Linked DNA regions of Homo sapiens: region 2 is linked to region 1. Evidence: read pairs that join two places in POLR2A ChIA-PET (ENCODE). Cell type or tissue: PC-3. All regions are shown on one strand. Each heading gives the region's core, and the rest is flanking DNA. Links, peaks and the distances in the headings are about the cores only. Region 1 overlaps FBXW11 (F-box and WD repeat domain containing 11). Region 2 overlaps FBXW11 (F-box and WD repeat domain containing 11).

Region 1 (11,043 bases), core at 1,746-9,745:
GGTTGATGGCTGATGATAATAATAGGAAGGTGAAGAAGAATAAAAGCTTGAAGAAGGCTTCGGTGACTTCACATCATTGGACACAAGGAAGTGAAACATGCGCATATGATATCAAATCAATGAAAAAACACTAGATCAGTAAATAGTATGCAGACAACTGATAGGTCATTCAGAAAGAATGTGCATCCCTAATTCACAGCATATAGGAAAATAAATTACAGAGAAAATGAAAGATTGCAAAGCACAATGCTATAAACCACTAGAAGAATATTATAAGAAAGGAACAAGTATAGCCACACAAAAAGTAAACATTTTTTCAAAACTTTCATCATGGCCAAAACCATTATTAAAAAACTGAAAGGCAAATGTCAAACTGGGAGAAGTATTTGCAATAAATAACAGTTAATATATTTAATATATAAAGAGTTCCTATAAATCAGATTTTTTAAATAAGGCCATCATTAGAAAAATGGAAAAAAGAACATGAAGAGGTAACTCATATAACAACCACAGAAATGGCCAATGAATATTTTTATGTATACATATATTCCAACCCATTAGCAATTAAATGTACATTATAACAAGATACCATTTCTGCATTTTCATCCATCAAAATCTCAACAAAGTACAAAATTAAAATATTCAATGTCATCTAGAGTATGAAAAGGGATCTCTGATGGGCTGCTTTTAAGAGTATAATTTTACCCAGCTTCTCAAAAGTACAAGTTAGCAACCTAAATGTGCACACTGTCTTACCTAAGAAAATAATCACAGAAGTATACAAAGACTTAATTACAATGATGCTTAACTCCACATGGCTTAAAATGTCTCAAAACTGGTAGCAGTCTTAATATGGAAGGGAAGTTTTCTTAAAATCATTAATATATTTATTAAATGGAATATTATACAATGATTTTAAATGATGATAGAAAATCTTAATTCATCATGTTACTATTTGCCAGTTTTTATTTATTGGTTTAACTTTGAACAAGTATGTTATTTTTAGTAATACTTTTAAAGTACACCTTAAACATTTTTAAATGATATTCAGGGGTTATGGCAATGCTTGGAATATAAATGGGTCTATCTTCCATGAAAGCAATTTAGCCATACCTATCAAAATAAAGCACTGTTCACTTTAAGATAAATCACTGAGCTGTACACACTTAAGATTTTTGAACTTTTCTATATACACTTTATACTTCAAAAATGGAAAGAAAAAAAAAAACACCTGTACTCTCGCCTCCACCCCTAAAATCTAGGGATGATAAAAGTACCATTCATGAAAGAGTTAGACTTTACTAATCTGGGGACATGTCTATAACATAATGTTAAATAAATAAAGCAAATAAGTGACCCCGTATTGTGATTTTTCTAGGGTGAGCCCATTTCCTCTATTCAAAAAAAAATGGCTGGGTGCGGTGGCTCATGCCTGTAATCCCAGCACTTTGGGAGGCTGAGGCGGGCAGACCACCTGAGGTCAGGAGTTCGAGAACAGCCTGGCCAACGTGGCAAAATCTCGTCTCCACTTAAAATACAAAAAATTAGCCAGGCGTGGTGGCGCACACCTGTCGTCCCACCTATTCAGGAGGCTGAGGCAGGAGGATCACTTGAACCTGGGAGGCAGAGGCTGCAATGAGCCCAGATCATGCCACTACACTCTAGCCTGGGTAACAGAGTTAGACTCGGTCTCAAAAAAATACATAAATAAATAATTTTTTTTTAATTTAAATGAGGGAATTCTGATAGTTGTCAGATTGCATACCCTCCTATGAACAAAGAAAACAAATATACAATGATAAAGAACAAAATGTTAACATTCGTTTCTTAGGGGGAAGGAAGGGATTAGAAGGGAGAGATTACTAAACTTTTCTGTATATAATTTAATTAAGTCATAATAAAATACTGATATTCCTTGACCAAGCAATTACACATACAAAATCGTACAAGCCTAAAGATACATATGCAATGAAATCACTGAAGTTCCTATAATACAACCCCCGCCACAAAAGACAAAAAAAAAATTGTAGTCTAAAGGCCCCTCAAAAGGAAAACTAGCCACCGGGATCAGTGGCTCACACCTGTAATCCCAACACTTTTGGGAGGCTGAATTGGGAGGATCACTTGAGACCAGAAGTTTGAGACCAGCCTGGGCAATATATCAAGACCCTGTCTGTACAAAAAACTGAAAAATTATCTGGGCGTGGTGGCACATGCCTGTGGTCCCAGCTACTCAGGAGGCTGAAGTGCGAGGGATCACTTGAGCTTGGGAGGTCAAGGTTGCAGTGAGCCATGATCCTACCACTGCACTCCAGCCTGGGCAACAGAGCAAGACCCAATCTCAAAAAAAGAGAGAGAGAAAAAAAGTGGCTATTTTTTTTTGAAAATAAAAAAATGCTAAAGCCCTGTGATGTAGCCTCCCGAGTAGCTGAGATTACAGGTGCATGCCACCATACCTGGCTAATTTTTGTATTTTTAGTAGAGACGGGGTTTCACCATGTTGGTGACCTCAGGTGATCCATTTGCCTGGGCCTCCCAAAGTGCTGGGATTACAGGTGTGAACCATCATGCCTGGCCTTTATTTTTAATTTCTTGAAGCTTGTTTAAAAATTTTTTAATGCTAGCATGAAACAGTGGTTTGTAAAACTTTGAGGCATTTTAGGTTTGCTTTTAAAATGCCCCAAGAAAAACAAAATTGAAGAAAAGTTGAACTAAGATTAGCATAATTTTGAAAACTGTTCAAGATTAAGTTGAATAATTCTCTTATTTTTGTGTGTTTAGCTATTTCTATAAGGAGAAAGTTTTTAAAATGAAATCTTCCTAAGAGCCCCATTAAGTAGAATAGATAAATCCAGAGCCATTCTAAGTGAGATCGAAGTAGGAGGCACACTGTGCTAGCCCCTCCTTTATCCCTCTAGTGACTCCAAAGTCAAGCTGGGGTTCCACAGGGCATTAAAAATACCACTGTTAAAATCAGCAGCAGCAGAATAACACTGCACAATTTGATGGATTCCTCCCTACCGAACAGACAGGAGGAAGTAAGGCCCTAAAATAGCAACAAATGTTCTCTCTGGGTGGTAGATGCTCACGCTACCAATGGACGTTTTCTTCTTTTTCAAAGTCTATTTCGTAAATTTTCTTATAAAGAGGAAAGATGTGGTTTTTTTTAACCATATATACATACACATATATGTGTGTGTATATGTGTGTGTGTGTTGTGTGTACATACATATATATATATATATATATATATATTTTTTTTTTTTTTTTTTTTTTTGAGACGGAGTCTCCCTCTGTCACCCAGGCTGGAGTGCAGTGGTACAATCTCGGCTCACTGCAGCCGCCACCTCCTGGGTTCAAGCAATTCTCCTGCCTCAGCCTCCCAAGTAGCTAGGATTACAGGCGCCCATCATCATGCCCAGCTACTTTTTGTATTTTTAGTAGAGACAGGGTTTCACCATGTTGGCCAGGCTGGTCTTGACCTGACCTCAAGTGATCCGCCCACCTCGGCCTCCCAAATTGCTGGGATTACTGGCGTGAGCCACCGCGCCCAGCCTATTTATATATTTTTTAGAGCAAACCCGTGGCCTGCAGGCCCCCAGGACGGCTTTGAATGAGGCCCAACACAAATTCGTAAACTTTCTTAAAATATTATGAGATTTTTTTTCTTTCGCAATTTTTTTTTTTAGCTCATCAGCTATCGTTAGTGTTAGTGTAATTTTATGTGTAGTCCAAGACAATTCTTCTTCCAATGTGGTCCAGGGAAGACAAAAGATTGGACACCCCTGTTTTAGAGACAAGGTTCTTGCTCTGTCACCCAGGCTGGAGTGCAGTGGTGTGATCATAGCTCACTGTAACCTCCAACTCCTGGGCTCAAGGGATTCCCCAACCTCAGCTCCCAGAGTAGCTAGGACTACAGGCACATGCCACCATGTCCACCTAATTTTTTATTTTGTTTTGTAGAGACAAAATACAAAAATAAAATGTTTGTAGGGCCTTGCTATGTTGCGAAGGCTGGTCTCAAACTCCTGCCCTCAAGCAATCCTCCCACCTGGGCCTCACAAAGCACTGGAATTATAGGGGTAAGCGACCATGCTCAGCCAAAAATGTAGGTTTTAGTGTCTATAAAATACTACAGATTCTACCACTGAGCAACCCAAAACGTTCACATTATCAGACCCAGAGTGCTATAGGATAATTAAGATAATCAACAAGAAATGACAAATCCCTAATGCTTATTAGAAAACAGACAAGAGGCAATGAATTCAAACAGCCATGTCTGACCTTAGACAGACCGACCCTGAACAAAAACAGCCTTATCATATGCATGGTCTTTTAGCTAATCCTTACCTAGCCCTGGAATCTAAGACTGAAATTCCTTCTTACATGGAGAACCAGGAGCAAGTAAATTTAAAAAATGGATTTCATACCCCCCAAGAGTAAGAATCAGTAAGAGGTGGCAATTATCTTTCTCTACCTCATAAAAACCCTTTATGATTTTTAAAGATGAGGAAACAGGGGTTCGGGAAAATAAAGTAACTTGCCCAGTATCACAAAGTCATTAAGTAGTAGGAACAGGACTAGAATAGAGGTTTGTCTGCACCAAAGCCAGGGTTCTTTCTACCAAGCTATCTCCCTCCTCTAAAAAATATTCTCTTATATCAAAAGCTATGATAAGTTCTGTGGCATTCTCAGACCACTGTGGCTCACTACACCTATTAAAAGTAAAAAAAGAAACAAGAAAGGCAGCTGTCAAGAAGTTGTGCTACTTACTGCCCAGCACTATATGCACTAGAGCTTGGAAGGAGGCACTCAAACTCAATTCACGTGATCCTCACTGTCATTCCAAGCAATCAGTCCTACCCCAGCAAAAGGCTTATCACTAACACTCTCCCCCAGCTGAGGCTGCAAATGACATTCCCAAGACAACTTGCCAGTCTATTACATCATGCTGCTGTGTTGGCTTTAAATTTTTAACTCCAAAAATTAAGGGGAATTTGTTTCAACCTAAAAATGGCAGTTGCAAGTTAAAATGGCAGTTGTCACTACAGACTGGTGACTAGAGCACTGGCTTTGCAGTCATCCAGATTATGTTCCTAACCCAGTTCTGCCACTTAAATAAATGTGTAACCTTAGGCAGGTCAATTCACCTCTATAATTTCATATACAAAAATGGCAAGGTAGATAACTTTTCCATAAAAGATCAAATGAGATAATCCAATTCCTAGAGTCCAACACATAGAAAGAACGTGGAAAATAAATGATACATACTATTATTAACATTGGTATGATTCTCATGCCACAGGAATCTGGGCAAATCAATAATCCACATGGTCTGAATTCCTGATTATTTGCTATAACAATCAACTGGTTGAATCAGGACATCTGAGGCAAATGAAACACTGACTCAGTTCAGCTTGGTTGAGAGATAACCAATAGAGGCCCTGGCACATACCAATTGCTCAGTAAATATTTATGGAATTAAGTTTGCAGAAAGTCCACTCAGGAACCTCACTAGCTGTAAGATTCAGGAGGGCTCATTTTGGCAAAAAGAATGGCAACTTTTTTTTTCTACAGAATTTGGCAGGTTTTTCTTTTCTTATTTTCAAATAATATTAATAACTAAACAAACCATATACCAGGTGTCAATAGTGAGGTTTCTACAAATAAAACCAACATGGAAAACTACAAAAGCAGCATTCCAGAGTAGAGGAAAGAAAACCAGTTTGGGAATCAGGCAAGTGTGTGATTCATATGCCAGTAACTTTACAGTTATGTAAACATTATCTTGGGCCAAATAGTCACGTCAGACTCAGTTTCCATATCAGAAAATTGGAGATAAGAACACCTACTTCACAGGGTTGTCATAAAGCTAATATATGTGAAGCACCATGTAACAGTTGGTAATGAGTGATTTTTAAGTCTCTGATACCTGTTTTCCCTTCTAGACGATGGTAGAAACTTCCGGAATGGGTAAATTATGCCTAAGGGCAACTACTATCTTCCCTCCGGCTTTTTCGAAAGGTAAACTAAAATTCAGCCATATAGACAGGTCAATGGGCTCAAGTTGCAATTATCAGTGGGTCCACTCTGACAATTTTAAGGGGGACTCTTTCATGGAACTTCAGAGACCAGGAAAGAACCAGGCTCTGTTCTCTCCAGGTAGCCTAACTATTCCTTCCCTTCTCAGGCCTGCTCTAATATGAGGTTGCTAAAAGGTGTGCAAAGGAAGAGTCATCTTTGCAATAAACCAAAGATGCAGCATATAAGCAACAGGCCTTCTTTGAGAGCCCAAACCCAAATTAAGGCACGAAATTTTAGCACTGTTTGGAGACTGGAGGTAAAGGGGAGAAATGTTGGCATTAAAATAATACTTAAATGAGTACAGAGGAAGGAAGTCTTCCAGGCTCATTAATATTAATACATGTTTACTTTCCATTCACATGTGGGACAAAACAGAGTAATGATTTGCTAATGCCAATGAGCTGAGTACTTAGTTCATTTTACTATGCTGCATACCCTCAATTATATACTAGCAAAAATTAAACCTAAGTAAACAGAATACTCTACACGTCTCTAAAGACAATATTGCTCCACTCACTGAAATAAGACCCAATCAAGGCAAAAAAAAAAAAATCTTTTTTTCCTTCTTAAGTGAATTTCACTAAGAAAGATGAGTCAAGGAACTTTTAACAAATTTGGATTTCCATTTTCAACAAGGTAGGAACCCGTGTACCTCCTCCCACTCACCCCACCTCCAGAGAACTCACAATACTGTTACTAAAATATATTGAATGATGCCTTCCATTGGCCAATTACTTTTAACTGAATGCAATAAAAAGAATCCGCACTTCAAGACCTCACTAACAACTACAATTTTTCCCCCTCTTAAATTTCCAGTTCTGGAAAAAACTCGGTCAGCCCACTAAAAAGCAACTGTAACATTCCTTTTAATCCAGAAAAATAGAGACAAAAATACACCTATTATAATACACCTATTATACACCTATTATAATAACGCAAATATCCATTATACAGCATCAAGGAGAGCACATGCAATAATGGCTGCCATTCCAAGAACATTTTTGTTAAAAGTTACATCGCATGCACAGAAGCTGCTTTTCCAAAAGTAAACATATATTCATTACACTGAGCCTCACTGAAGCATCCTGTTCTTGTAAGGTGAGACTTGTAACCCACCTTTATATACAGAATCTAAAGACAACTGGGCCTTATATTGAACTCGCTCTCCAGTTAACTGTGTTAGTGAGGTTCCAGTACAGTTCCCCAAAGAAAGCAATTTGAATCAATAACCACACCAGTGCTACTCTGAATGTTTGCCAATAAGTAAATAAAATGCCTGACTCCAATATGAAGAACATTTTCCTCCTTCCTGGCTCCCCAGCTCCATTTAAAAATTGTAAACATGAATAGAAAGATAAACTTGAGAACAGCAAAGTCACCCATGCCATCAATAATATCCCTCTAACTCAGTGCCTAATTTTGCAGTTTTCCTCAAACAGGACAGTCTCAACCAGATGCCAGGAATTTAATATGGCTTTTCAAAGATATATCAAACTGTCTGGAATATGCAGTGATGAAAACTGAATATTGCTACTGAAACCATATTTAATTAAACACATGCTTGCTCAGAGCTTCAGAAATAAAGCTACAATGTTTTCTTCCTTGGCTCTCTTAGAAGCCACCCCAACAAGAGAGGGTCACCAGCTGCACTCCTGCTAACAGTTCTATCCTGAGCAACCCTTTCCCATCCACCCCCAAAAAGTTTTACTTTTATCTGTGGAATTCTCTGCCGGCCTCGGCCTGGAAAACTGGGTGGACCCTGAGGACAGGTGTCAGATCTGGCCTTTGGGAGGTGGCCCAAACTGACAAATTATTGGCAGCATAAAGCTATGATCTTTATAAACTTCAGTTTGAGGCTTTATGCCAGTAGTGATTCCCTCCCCGCTCCTTTTTTGAAGAGGGGAGAGAAAGCAAGCCAAAAGGATGAGTTTCAAAATAGAAAAAAATCACCACTTTAATTATGAAACCCTCCCAACTCAACAAAGAACTGTTAAAGGTAGCCAAATGGAAAATGTCAGGAGTTTTTTTTGGCACATGCGCAACTATTAAACATGAGAATTACAACCTCAAGGTGAGGGGAAAAGAGTAAAAAGCAGGAGCAGAAAAGGGGAGGACAGGGCCCAGCCAAAGACCCGTTTGCTCAAAAGGGCCCCTCTTGGTACTAACTCCTCCATGTGGGGCACCCAGGCTGGAGGAAAGCAGAGGGTTACACAGAACATTTAGCAGACTTAACATTGGATTAAACACACTACTGCAAGTTTCAACAAATGTTCATGGCATACGTAAAAACACATTTACAACAAGAAAGAAGAGAGGCACCTGGAGACATCTGACACTGGGCATGCTCTGCAGGCAACTCAGTGCGCACATGCTCTCTACCAGGTTGGCGCAGCCTAGCCACAAAGACCTTGGCACAGAACACTGCAGGATGACAAAAAGGAAGGAAGAGAAGAAGCAGTTAGAGGCCGCAACAAATCACTCCTTCACACAGGCAACTTGAATGTTAGTTGGGGCAGGGGGTGCACCCTTGGCAGTTTGGAGGTTAGGGATGGTCCCAGACAGCTCACTGAAACCTTGGGGGAGGGCCCACTTGATGTTCTATGGAAAGGAGGTTTCTGCTGCCAACCACTAATTTCTCAGGGTACAGTGAATAGAATCAAGAGGGACAGAGAGAATGTTTAAACAAAAACCCACCAAAGGGAACTGTGAAAGTTTGAGTGCAAAACAAGATTAGTGGTGAGATTGTCGACTACAATTTCATCAGTGCCACAGTTTCTCGTCTATGTCACATAACCATAATTGTCATCGTTGTTTAAGAACCTACAAAACCACAAAAAGTGCTATTTGCCCAGCACTTTACATTTGTTCTCTAATCCTCATATCATTGTAAGGAAACCGAGGCTCAAAGGTTAAGTGATTCGCGCAAGGACACACAACAAAGGAGGGGAGAGCCAGAATTTCAAACTTTGGTTTGTCTGCTACCAAAACCCACATTCTTTCCACAAGACTATGATGCTGCTATTGTGAAAACTTATATCACCCCAACTTTTATCATGTGAGTAAAGTTTTGCACCTCCCTAAGGTAAAATCACAGGAGACCTAAAGAATAAGGCAAAAAGAACAAGAAAGATGGGTGACAGACTGATAGATAAAGGCAATAAAAGAGGTGATTTAAAATGCATGATTTTCAGTGTCATCACATCTCCACCTTCCCAAAGGAAAAACATTGGAACGTCATGATTTTCATTTTAGACTTTGTTTACAAAGTCCGTCTGACATGACTAAGAATTAAAAAGCTTATTTAATTTACCTCTTCGATCCTCTTTTAAAAGCTTGCTGATTTTAAAGGAATTAAGAAAAAAAGTAAAATATAAAATGAACATATGTACTACGGCTACTACTTAATAACCATTAGACCATACTGTAAAGTTAATAACCATTAGACCATACTGTTCAATCATTCAGATATAAAGTCAATTAATTTACTATGGCAAAATCAATACTCATGTAACAAAAATTAAAGGTGAGTGTTTGGGTTCAACCAAAACATCCCAGAAGTCTTGGACCCAAGCTCATAAACTTGTTTGTTCTAGCTATAATTAGAATAGCCAAACACCCTCATTTGCCTGAGATAGTCCTGGATGACACTTATTGTCCCCTCATAACTTTCACTCTCAAAAGTGTTCTGGTTTAGTGGATAAATTCTATTATCACCCAACTGCAATACAAACAAAGATAGCTTTGCTTGAAATCAGAGAGACCTGGGTTCCTATCTAGTATCTGTCACTTACTAGTTACAGTTCACCTATGATACACGGAATATTGAGATTACTTAGAAAAGGCATTTAAAGAATACAAAATCAGAGGAACCAAATGGAATAAAAAAATTGAGCAGCTTTCTGGTAGCAATGAAAATGACACACTTCCAAGGTGTGCCTTTATTCCAAAGCCAATACAGTGGCAATATATCATTGAAACTCCAGGTACACAAATTTTGTTGCCTCAACACTTTGCAGAGTACCAACCACAGAAGGTGCTGAATAAAATAATGAAATAAAATAATGAAAGTAGTTGCCATTTATCAAGCTTCTGTTATGTGCTAGACAGCTGAAATAGTAAACTCTCACAATAACCCTGTAAAATAGGTATTATTCCATTTTATGATGAGGAAACTGATGATCAGGAAAGAGATATCAAGCAGAGTCCCATGGAATTTTTTTTCCATTAAGAAAAAAATTTTTTTAATTAAAACAGAAAGGAGAGCCTGATTTGTTAAAACAGCAACACAGACCAGGAATGGTGGCTCACACCTATAATCCTAGCACTTTGGGAAGCCAAGGTGGTCAGATCACTTGAGGTCAAGAGTTGAAGACAAGCCTGGCCAACATGGTGAAACCCCGTCTCTACTAAAAACACAAAAATTAGCCAGGCGTGTGGTGGCACACACCTGTAATCCCAGCTACTTGGGAGGCTGAGACAGGAAAATTGCTTGAACCTGGGAGTCAGAGGTTGCAGTAAGCCAAGACCACGCCACTGCACTCCAGCCCAAGCGACTGAGCGAGACTGCCTCAAAAAAAAAAAAAAGAAAAGAAAAGAAAAGAAAAAAAACCAGCAACTTGTCCAAGGTGCAGGGGAATAAGGGCTAACTGATGGCAGAATTAGGACTAGTAAATTAAACCTGACAAGCTGATTTTCTTTCCACTACAACAAACACTCTCTATCCAGAGATATTCTTACACATGTTTAATAAAAGAATACTTACATCAGCATACATCACAAGTGGATGGGCAAAGAAGAGAGTTTAAGGACTACACCTAGCCAGGTGAGGTGGCTCACGCCTATAGCCCCAGCACTTTGGGAGGCCGAGGTGGTGGGATTACTTAAGCCCAGGAGTTCGAGACCAGCCTGAGCAACATGGTGAAACCCCACCTTTACAAATAATACAAAAGTAGCCAAGCA
Region 2 (11,043 bases), core at 1,009-9,008, 61 kb before region 1:
AGCAGAGAAATAGAAACTGTAAAATATCATACCTGAAATTAAAAACTCACTTGATGGGGCGGAGGGTAACAGGAGAATAGAGATGAAGAGATGAAAAATTCAGTCAACTTGAAGATAGGCCAATAGAAATTATCCAGAAAAGGGAGGAACAAAGATTGAAAACAATGTGGAACAATATCAAAAGATATAGTATTTATGTGATTAGAGTCTCAGAAGGAAAGGAGAAATTGGTACAGAAAAAAATATTTGAAAAAATAATGGCTGAAGACTTCTGAAATGTAATGAATGAAAGACGTAAATTTACACATTCATGAAGCTCAGAGAAAGGCTTCTTGGATATAATATCGAAAGCATGATCCATAAAAGAAAAAACTGGTAAGTTGGACTTCATCAAAATTAAAATCTTCTGTCAAGTACAGTGGCTCACGCCTGTAATCTCAGCACTTTGGGAGGCCAAGGTAGGCAGATCACCTGAGGCCAGGAGTTCAAGACCAGCCGGGTCAACATGGTGAAACCCCGTCTCCACTAAAAATACAAAAATTAGCTGGGCATGGTGGCTCATGCCTGTAGTCCCAGCTATTTGGGAGGCTAAGGCACAAGTATTGCTTGAACCCAGGAGGTGGAGGTTGCAGTGAGCCGAGATCATGCCACTGCACTCCAGCCTGGGTGACAGAGTGAGACTCCATCTCAAAAAAAAAAAAAAAAAAAAATTAAAATCTTTTGCTCCATTAAAGAGATCATTAAGAAAATGAGAAAATGAAAAGACGGCCAGGCATGGTGGTTTACGCCTGTAATCGGGGCACTTTGGGAGGCCGGGGCAGGTGGATCACCTAAAGTCGGGAGTTTGAGACCAGCCTGACCAACATGGAGAAACCCTGTCTCTAATAAAAATACAAAAAAGTAGCTGGGCATGGTGGCTCATGCCTATAATCCCAGCTACTCGGGAGGCTGAGGCAGGATAATCGCTCAAACCCGGGAGGCGGAGGTTGCAGTGAGCTGAGATCGTGCCATTGCACTCTAATCTAGCCCAGGCAAGGGTAAAACTCCGTCTCAAAAAAAATTTTTTTTAAATAAAAAGAAAATGAAAAGACAACTCACTAATTGGGAAAAATATATGCAAAACATATCTAGCAAAGGACGTATCTAGACTACATAAAGAACTCTAAAAACTCAGTAATAAAAAAACAAAGAACCCATTTTAAAATGGGTAAAAGATCTGAAAAGAAACTTCACCACAGAATATAGAGATGGCAGGTAAGCACATAAAAAGATGCTCACTATCATCACTGGGGAAATGTGAATTTAAAGCAAAATGAGGTATGTTCACATACCTATTAGAATGGCTAGTATCAAAAAAAACTGAGATGATCAAGGGCTGACAAGGATACAGAACAAAAGCAACTCTCAGGCCAGGTGTGGTGGCTGCTCACGCCCGTAATCCCCGCACTTTGGGGCAGGCGCATTACTTGAGGTCAGGAGCTCAAGACCAGCCTGGGCAACACGGCAAAACACCATCTCTACTAAAAACAAAAAAATTAGCTGGGCGTGGTGCCACATGCCTGTAGTCCCAGCTACTCAGGAGGCTGAGGTAGGACGGCAGGAGAATTGCTTGAACCCAGGAGGCAGGTGACAGAGAGAGACTCCGTCTCAAAAAAAAAAAAAAAAACTCTCATCACTGTAGATGGGAATGTGAAATGGTACAGGCACTTTGGAGAACAGCTGGGCAGTTTCTTAGCAGGTGAAACATACACTTACCATATGAGCCAGTAACCCCACTCCTCAGTTTTCACGCAATGAACTAAAAATTTATGTTCCCCAAAAAACCTACAGGTATATAATTATGGTAGCTTTATTCATAATTGTCAGAAACTGGAAACAACACAAACATCCTTCAACAGGTGAATGGGTAAGCACAGGAAAGAGGCAGAAAAGCCCAGGATAAGAAACGGGCAGGACAAGGGAATTGGGGGAATGAGAGAGCTGCTCCATATCGTGATTTTTGTAACAGTTATACATGTCTGTGTGTTTATCAAAATTCACAGAATTATACAACAAAAGAGCAAACTTCCCTGTTTGTAAGTTATAATGTTTTTTTACAAAGTTTAAAAAACATGTTTTCTTAAATATGAGGACATAAGATACAAACAATGTAAAATAAAATCAGATCAGATCAGCCATCAAACAGATTAAACATGGAAAAATAATCCAGTTTATCTACTACTGAAAAGTTAATGAAAACAATATAAGTTGCTCTATCATTCTGTGGTATTATTATTTGAGTCCTTCTCAGGAACCATAAAAGGTAACACCTTTGGTTTATAAACTACCAATACCAGCTGGCAAAGTAATCAAGAGCCCTGTGATACTGGGATATTTTCTATTTACACCTAATACAGAATATAGAATGTGAATGTGCTTAGAGAAGGATAAGAAGTGAGACAATCCAGGGTCTTGTATTAGTTTCGGGGAAATGCTCTGGCTCTAGTTCTTTAGAACTACACTGAGAGCTGCCAAGATTGAGTGGAAGAGATAAAAACCAATCTAGAGTAAATGGAAAGATTGTCACATCTAGTGTCTAACACATAGCCACGATTCTAAAAATAATACATAAAAAATTCAGTCATTCACCTTAATAGAATTATCTCGTAGGCCACTGATAATTTTTTCATCATCGTACTGTAAACAGTAGACACCTTTACTATTTTCAGAGCGGCACTGAATCCTCTGCAAGTTGTGTCGTCCACACCGCCAGTTAGATTCTATAGTCTAGGGAAAAAAGGAGGCAAGAGATGAGTTTTTATGAATCAACTTACTCTATTAGGTTTCAGACTTTGGCGTTGCTTCCAGAAACAGCATACCACCGATACCCCAATCTTGGTTTGCATAACTGTCTGTGGATAGGATCATGCTCTTTTCCAAGTAAGACATTAACCCAACAATGTTTTTTCTTAAACTTTCCCTGCCCATTTGGCAACCGTCATAGGATTTCCAATGAGTTTTGGACTGGGCTTGAAAAAACTGGCCTAGACAGAATTCAGTATGTTTAAAGAACGCCGTTTGCACCCAAAACATGCAAATAAATAGTAACTCATTGGGTCGCTCCCTAATGCCAATTAAAAAACCATCATTAAGCATATATTGACAATCTACATATCCAAACAAAGAATTGTCTTGATCACTGAGGAAAGATAGTGAGCAACTACTATAAGCCAACTACATAGGAAGAATTTTATCATTTTTAACCTTCCTAATGTTTCTGTAGAGTAAAAATGGTACATTTTAGCCCTAGATTCTTATTCCTCTTATCATTCATGCAACATTTGCTGAGATGTTAATATATTCCACATAGTGTGCTAGGCACTGAGGATAAAAAGATCAACAGGAGACATACTGCATTCAGGGAGGCACCACTCCAATATCTAGGCCCATGGTGTCTGGATCTAGAGAGACACTAAACTAAGTGTATTTGGTTAAATGATCCATACAATAACCTTGGAAGGAAGGAAGTACTTATTATTTCCTTTTTACAAACAAGAAAACAGAGTTTAATTTGCCTGCAGCCACAAAATCAGTAATCGGACTAGCTGGAAATCACACTCAGTTCTTTCCGACTCCAAACCCATGCTTTTGCTACTAACATATTCAATGCCCACAAAGCAGGATGGGCCTGCCTCTTGCGGCAGTGCACACAGAACGTAAGAAGATCAGTAACAATTCCAAAAGTGCCAAATGAGTGATAAAAATTCTAAGTGCTGCAGGACTTAAGGGAGATAATGAGCTCTATAGCCTGAGACACTGGGACAAGTTTAGTGAAGAAGTAGGTCATACCCAGAGCACCAGAAGACCTAACCTCTGGTAGTAGACATAAGTGATTTTTTAAGGCTCAAAAGATACAATGTCTCTACTAAGAGTAACTAAAGTCTGAATTCTTGATCCTTGAAATTAGGGGACAACAGGGATTTCTATAACCTGTTACACTTCAGTTCAGGATATAGTTTCTCTCTGAGTAGCTAATTATTTCTGTACAGCTAAAAGTCTAATTATTTGCTTTGTTGAAGGAGTACTTAATTACTGGCTCTGCTGACATCTAACAAACTGTATTTCTTCTTATTTTGAAGATAGTATCCTTCTGTGCACTCTAAAATGTTACAATTTACTGAAAGCTACATGCCAGGCACTATGCTTTTCTAACACTATACCACTCACTTTATATGTTTTGTAGCTAATTTAATCGTGACTCTGAAGCAGGAATCATTGTTCGCATTTTATAGAAAAGGAAATGGAGGGTTGGAGATATCGATACACGTATACTTAAAAAGCGATTATTTCCATCATTTGTGGCCCCAGTGCTCAGCAAGAGTCCTGGAAATACGGTATCTTCCCTCAAGGAGCTCCCATACACATCCTGAGGGCAGGATGGTATATTTCCAATGCTCAGGAGATACAAGGAGGTGCCATGGAGATGCCAGGAGAGGGGAAATACTCATTTGTCCATCTGCCACCAAATCAGAACTTCCTAGCCTGGGTCATCATCTCTAGTGACTTGGTAAAATATTAGACATACAAAAGCACACTTCAAAACCAAAAAAAAAAAAAAAAAAAAAAAAAACTAACCCAACCATCTCTGCTACCTCTATCAAAGTAGACAACAGATCTGTCCGGATAAGCGACTTTTTAAAAAGAGGTCCAGAATACAGGCATTTCTTAAGCAGAACTCAACGCATGGAATCATTTAGAGAAACAATGTATTTTTAGATAGTGACTGTGCCATCTCAGCATGCTAAGCACTCCAGGAAAATGCTGATTTAGTAGGCAGATGTACTGGTAACAAGTCTAATTTGTGGCCAGTGACTCTTGGCAGTAGTTACCAATGTTCACGTTATACCCTCTGGGGGCCCACAGAGTTGCTACAGAATGTATGATGTCATATTACAAGTATGACAGAGATGAATACATAATATGTCTTTACATATATGTCAAGTGTTATCAAGCTGTTCTTAGGTTTAAGAGGTATACAATTGCTTTAAAATGACACTGAAGCAGTAAGTAGCTTTGTTATGCTCTATATTTCAATGACTAGAAAAAGCACATTTACTACCGCATGAGAGTCTGAGGGGGAAACAATTATTTTAATTTAAAAGAGGGGATGGGGGGGAATCTCTATACCAAAAAGAATTTTCTCCATGCTCTCCGCTGCTCTAAAATGTTTCCTAGAAGTGGGTGATGTGGTTACAATCTTTAACTGTACCCAAAACCCTGAAGACGCAGCAGAGAAGACTACACAGAGGAGCCAGGGTCAGGTACATACTCAGCCTGTGATACATCAGTCCCCTGAGATGTCTGGACAGAGGACGACAACAACATTAAAGGCTGGGCTATACCCTCTATCCCCAACCCTCAAGTAAGAGCTAGGGAACAGGACCTCTCAAAAGCTCTGCTAGATACCAGACTTTCATTCTAAGTTGAACAGAAGTTAGCAAATGGCTTAGCTTCTCAACACTTATAAAAAGCCTACTTTTCTCAAATAAGTTTCTGCATTTTAAAAGAAATAGTTTGTCAACCAATTCTTGATGTGTCATTTTACAAAGTCCTCGCCTAGGCCTGTTTTAGAATCATTAGTTTCTTGAATCCCAAAGTGCAGCTTGCTTTGAAAAGCCACGAAAGAGACACGGAGCCAGATGAGGGAGTTGACTGCTTTGCTGCGCACCAATCCTGGGTAACTCCTCTTCTCAATTCCCAAGGCCACCGGCACAAGAAAGCAGCACTTCCTGTCAACTACGCCGGCCTAAAAAACTGCCCCCATGATGTCTGACAACCTTGACTCTTACTTGAATGCTTATAACCCAGGTCTTTTTTTTTTTTTTTTTTTCTAGAAAAACCAGACCTTTAAAACTGGCAGGTAGCCCACTGTGGTAGAAAATACCTAGGTCAAGTAGTAACTTTGGCAAAGGACTCGCTGCTGTAAAGATGGGAAGAGTAATATCTACTCCCTCAAAACCACTGTAAGGTTCAAATGAGATTATGTATATAAGTTCTCATTATGGTGCCAGCAAATGGTAGCAGTTATGTTCTTCTTCAGTTGTTGAAAACGTTAACCAAAAAAAAGTGGGCTGCAACAACAAATACATATATTCTCACAAAGTTGCCAGAAATTGTTGTCTCAGTCTAGGCTGATATTTAATGCTAATAAGCCTGAGCCTTCCCTAACCATTCCCAGGAAGAGGCTCAGCCTTCAAATGGAATCCAACTATTACCTTAATGCCAGCAGCAGGAACAGAGGTCATACACAGGTGCACCTCTTTATATGGATACCTATCATTTCACTTAGCCATCATGTGGTATGGCTACTGTAGAGGAATATTTCATGTTTTTGAGAACTTGTAAAATCCCCTTACCCTGCGCAAATTTTCAAAATACTGGGAAAGTAGCCATGATACACAGAGTATACAGCGGCATTTAAATTGGCAATAGAGTGAAAACAGATGTCTGAGTATGGAGGAATAACATTATTTTTAGAAGCCTAAACACAACTGGGTGGGTGGGCAAGTTTTGACATTTTCTGGTCAGGACAATGTTAATATCAGGTTTGCAAACCACAAAAAAGCTCCCCACTTTCCCTGAATAAAATGTGGCTTATTAAAAGGTGTGATACAACACACCATCATCTTCCCAGTGTCTGTCCAAGAAGAGCACTTCGGAGGCGTTAATGCAATGAATGAAGAGAGGAAGAAGGTAGATTACTTGAAGGAGTTTGTCACTACTCAAATGGCAAAAGAGAAAAATCCAAGTTCAGAATACCAGAACTCTAGGGCTGTTATAACAACTCCTATCTCTCTGTTAATAGACAATTGGGGGCACGCTAGAGTGAAAGCAGCATGGGCTTTGAAGTAAGAATCTCAGCTTTGACAATTCGAGGATTAAATTAAATCACTTGTAGCAAAGTATCCAGCAGTCAGCCCACCATTAATGGTAACAACAACAATAATAACAGCAACAACTAAGACTCTAGACAGCAAAGGAGAATATGGCTGCTTCTTTTAGGAGCGAGCCTCAGGTTTTCTAGGAATTCCTTCTCAATTCAGAGGCCCTCTAAACCCTCTCTATGTGTGGCAAGAACACCCAGGCGAGATGAGCCTTTGCAGAAAGCTTACAATACTTATTTATTCTCCCCAGACTCCATTTCTCACATCCTCATTTCCTGAATAACAGGAGTTGGCTGCACTAAGCCAGGTTCTCTATTTTCCCTTAAAATTAAGCCAATTTTCGGTGGGTCAATGTAGAAGCGCAGATTCAGAGATGAACATTTCCTTTCTCCTCATCAGAGCCAAATCTGGGAACGTACAGATTACAGGAGCTGGCACATAAGCCAAGCTGTCGAGGTGGAGGAAGAAGGAAAAAAAGAAAAAGGTGTTGTGAACTGGCAACCTTGCAAAGTCTAAGGGAAACAACACAAGAGACTCTGAAGCTATGTACAGGCAACTGGGGAGGGAGGGGGGACATAAACAGCCACTTGACATTCCAAGTGTCATTTATCTTTCTGCAATGTGCTTAAAACCCTACTACTTTCCCATAACTGGACTAAAACAGGGCCCACTAATCAGATCTTAACTCATACCCTTTTTTCAACGAACAGTCAAGGACACTGCGTATTCACACAATTAGAGAAAGAGGCAAAGGCCACCTTGAAATTCAGCAGGCATAAAACATGCCTCTTTCTCCCTCACTTCCTGAATTTTCCACTCTGAAAATGACAAACAACAACTCTCAGCCTGGATAGAGCTAGACAGACCTCAGTTAAAAGCCCATCCCATCTCTTCTACTTAACTATGTAGCAAGTCCTAAAACTTCTTTTAGTCTCAGTTTCCCCTTATTATAAAGATAATAACATGCACCTTGTTGTAAGAATAAAAAACAATCATCTATGTAAATCACCCAACGTGGTTTGATATATGCAAAAACTCGAAGTGGGTATTTGTAATTATTATAGTCTGCTTGTGAGGATTTCATACCAGTCATACGGACAGAGCCAAGCCCGTGAGAGGCTCTCATTTGATCCATGGATCACTGGAAGAACTCTCTACATAAAACTCTATATATTCTGTTTTATTCCAGACAGAATAAAACACACTCTCAAAATGGGAGTAAAAAAAAATCTATTTTGAGGTGGTAGCAGTGGTCTATTGTTAAAAACTCGTATTAAGGGTAGAAGGGTACATGGTTGATCACAGACTCTCAATTACCCACTAGCTGTGTGATCCTGACTAAACTGTTTAACCTTTTTAACCTTCTAAGGTTTCCTCAAATTTAAATAAGTACTTGGCCTACCTTTCAGGTTTTGTCCAAAATGTTAAAAGAGAAAATGCATTATAAAGTAGTTAACAAAGTATCTGGCATAAGTAAATGCTATTAGTGGTACATTACTTTTATGATTATTACTAGTAGCACATATATCAAAGTATAAACATCATCCCTTATATCAAGAGGTCTAGCCCACAAAAATCTGGAGAAGACTTTTGTGGCCAACCAGTGGGTTTTTCCAAACCACACTTTAAGAACCACTGGGTAGACCACCATGATGTAGAGGCTGTGTCGCACAGGGTTTTCCCACAGAGCTGTTTCCCCTCACACCTGCCTCCTCTCCTACTTTAAACTATCATTTCAGCCTGAAGAAGTGATGATGGCAGGTGGTGTCAGATACTGTCATGCCACAGAATACTGAATTCACATTGTCAATTCTAACAGCAGTCATGAGGATTCAATCAAACTATCTATGTTGCCACATCTTCAACCTGATCAGAGTTCTTCAAGGTTCCTGTTTGTTCATAATTAACTTTAAACATCATTCTTTTCAAAGAATTTTTTTGATAAAATTATTCAAAGAAGTCTGGAAATAACTTTGTAAATAGTTGCCCCTCATCAAGTGAAAAAAAAAAACAGAGGGTAATGTAGTTTATAAGATGTGTACATAAGAAATGCCTTAGTACAACTACCTGGGGTAAGAGACAGCCCCATCTCCCCTACAATACACACACATCAACCTAAGATTAAAGTTAACACCATGTCTCAGCCACTAGCACTGTAGGGGCAACTTATTCTAAGTTTGGAACTGCCAATGGTCAATTAATTCTTAAACTTTATGATTTATCTAGTGAAAGTTTTTATTTAACCTCCTTAAAGGGTTACTTTATAGATCATTTCAGAGAGCAGAATATTCAAGACAGTTTGGGCTTTAAATAATGATATTCCAGTCACATTCAGATTTACCATTAATGGAATGATTCCATTATTCACATCTGCCTGGAAGGGTGGTGGGGTCTGAAAAAGCACATGTTTCTCCGTTAATGAATTTTGGCACAATAACTTTTATGTCTATCACCTGGGGGAGAGGATTACTTCACATTTGGGAAACTGAGTATAACTTTATGGGTGATATTGCATTGCCTAGCAAAGGCTAAAGTTTTCTGCCAAGGAGGAAACAGTGAAGTAACCAAGACCTGCCAAGAACACATGTGAAAGAGTTAATGAGAAATGCCTGTGCATGTCTTTCCTGGTTCAAGGAAAAAGGCTAAAATAGTAAAACTGAACTAATTAGAACACATGAACGATATCAAACATCTCCAATGTTTCTCATCAAGTTTACAGAGTTTTACTGGTCTGGTGAAGTTACGCTCAAATCCAAAATGGTCCAGGAGCATAATTTGCCCTATAAAATCCACTTAACTATTGCTTAGAATGATATCTGAGTCATGTTTATGAAAAACTATGAGTAATGTACAGAGAAAACTTGAAATGTGCCTTCTCTAGTTCTCTAGAGATGGCTCAAAAATGTAAAACAATGCTTACTTAAAAAAACGGGGCCTTGGATTTTGGAAAATTTATCAGCTTAGAATAAAAAGATGATTTTAGATTAAGGTTTGAATTAACCGGCAGCCTTGCAGAAGCATTTCATGTTTTAGAAAAGTTAGATATTCTTTGCAAAAGACATTATTTTCTCTGCAGAATAGCTGCAGATTATATACAACATGACACATTTACTCCAAAAGCTCAACTTTTTAAAAAAAATTATTAGTTCTACGATTTTAGACCAAAAGAACACTCTAAGGCAACATAAAAAGTTGAGAACAAGAAACAAAGAGCCCATAAAACAGATAAATCATAAAGTTACCTCTATATCCTGGATAATCTTTGGGTATAATGACCTATAAAATGAATTTGGAGGGCCATCTGTGGGTCTGTTTTTAAACAGGTACTGATCCCTGGCAAATAAAAACAAACAGATGTTACATTTTTGCACATAAAAGGGTGAATTTTATCTAAACATGGTGCTGACAAAGATATATCTTTCATGTCTTTTAATTTGCATTGAGTTTTAACAGTTCAAAAGCAGGATTTCTGACAAATTTACATGTTACAGACAAGTTTAGCTCAATTCACAGCTCTCTAACAAAATCCTGATCGTGTTTTCTGAGTACTAATATGTAACAATCTAGCCTTTCATTCCATAGAGTTTAATAAAAAGCGCTAATGTAGCTTTGTGAAAAATCTAACTTAGTACACATCAAACTTCCTCCCGTAAGGAAAATACAGCCCTATATGCACCTCTGTCTGTAGCTCTCTCTCTTTGCTAACTGGGCCATACAGCATACAGCTAGCTATAAAGCTGCATCAGAGTTATGAGTTTTCTCTGAAAAATCCTATCACTGTTATTACTTCCTCAACCAGCAGTAATAACAAACAGCAAAATGGCACTATCTGACTTTCTCATATTTTTGTCATATCTATATTTTGGTAATGGTATCATCAACTAAGCAAAATGTGAAGGAAAAAACATAAATACATAGCTTTGAAACGCCAAATCCCATCAAACTATATAATACAGTTCATAAAGGAAATACACATTTCAGAGGGAGAAATTTTAACAGCTTTAACTTTTTCTTCCAACTTTTGACCACTCATTTTCCCCCCTTTTTAAAAATAGGCCAGCACATTTGCAAGTATAATTGCATTTTTGAGTAATCAAGCTGACTCTATGTCAATAAAATT

What was found. ChIA-PET counts read pairs that join two places held together with the same protein. Peaks named below come from ENCODE experiments on the same cell type or tissue, not always from the same donor. Only the 100,000 strongest peaks of a DNase experiment are listed, where the experiment ranks them.
Region 2: POLR2A ChIA-PET joins it to region 1 with 15 read pairs; 3 of 35 experiments call an interaction of 5 or more read pairs at or near these places.

The regions. Positions count from the first base shown.
Region 1 is chr5:171,949,194-171,960,236 of GRCh38, forward strand. It overlaps FBXW11 (F-box and WD repeat domain containing 11), which reads right to left. Exons shown (of 14, transcript NM_001378974.1): 2 at 8,404-8,505. Among named protein-coding and RNA genes, the nearest start is that of FBXW11, 52 kb to the right of the region's middle. In PC-3, for the core only: no CTCF peak of the experiment used is centred there; DNase peaks (open chromatin) are centred at 5,328 and 5,728; H3K4me3 peaks cover 1,049 bases; H3K27ac peaks cover 2,060 bases.
Region 2 is chr5:171,888,839-171,899,881 of GRCh38, forward strand. FBXW11 (F-box and WD repeat domain containing 11) reads right to left here. Exons shown (of 14, transcript NM_001378974.1): 6 at 10,166-10,256; 7 at 2,629-2,766. Among named protein-coding and RNA genes, the nearest start is that of SMIM23, 110 kb to the left of the region's middle. In PC-3, for the core only: no CTCF peak of the experiment used is centred there; no DNase peak of the experiment used is centred there.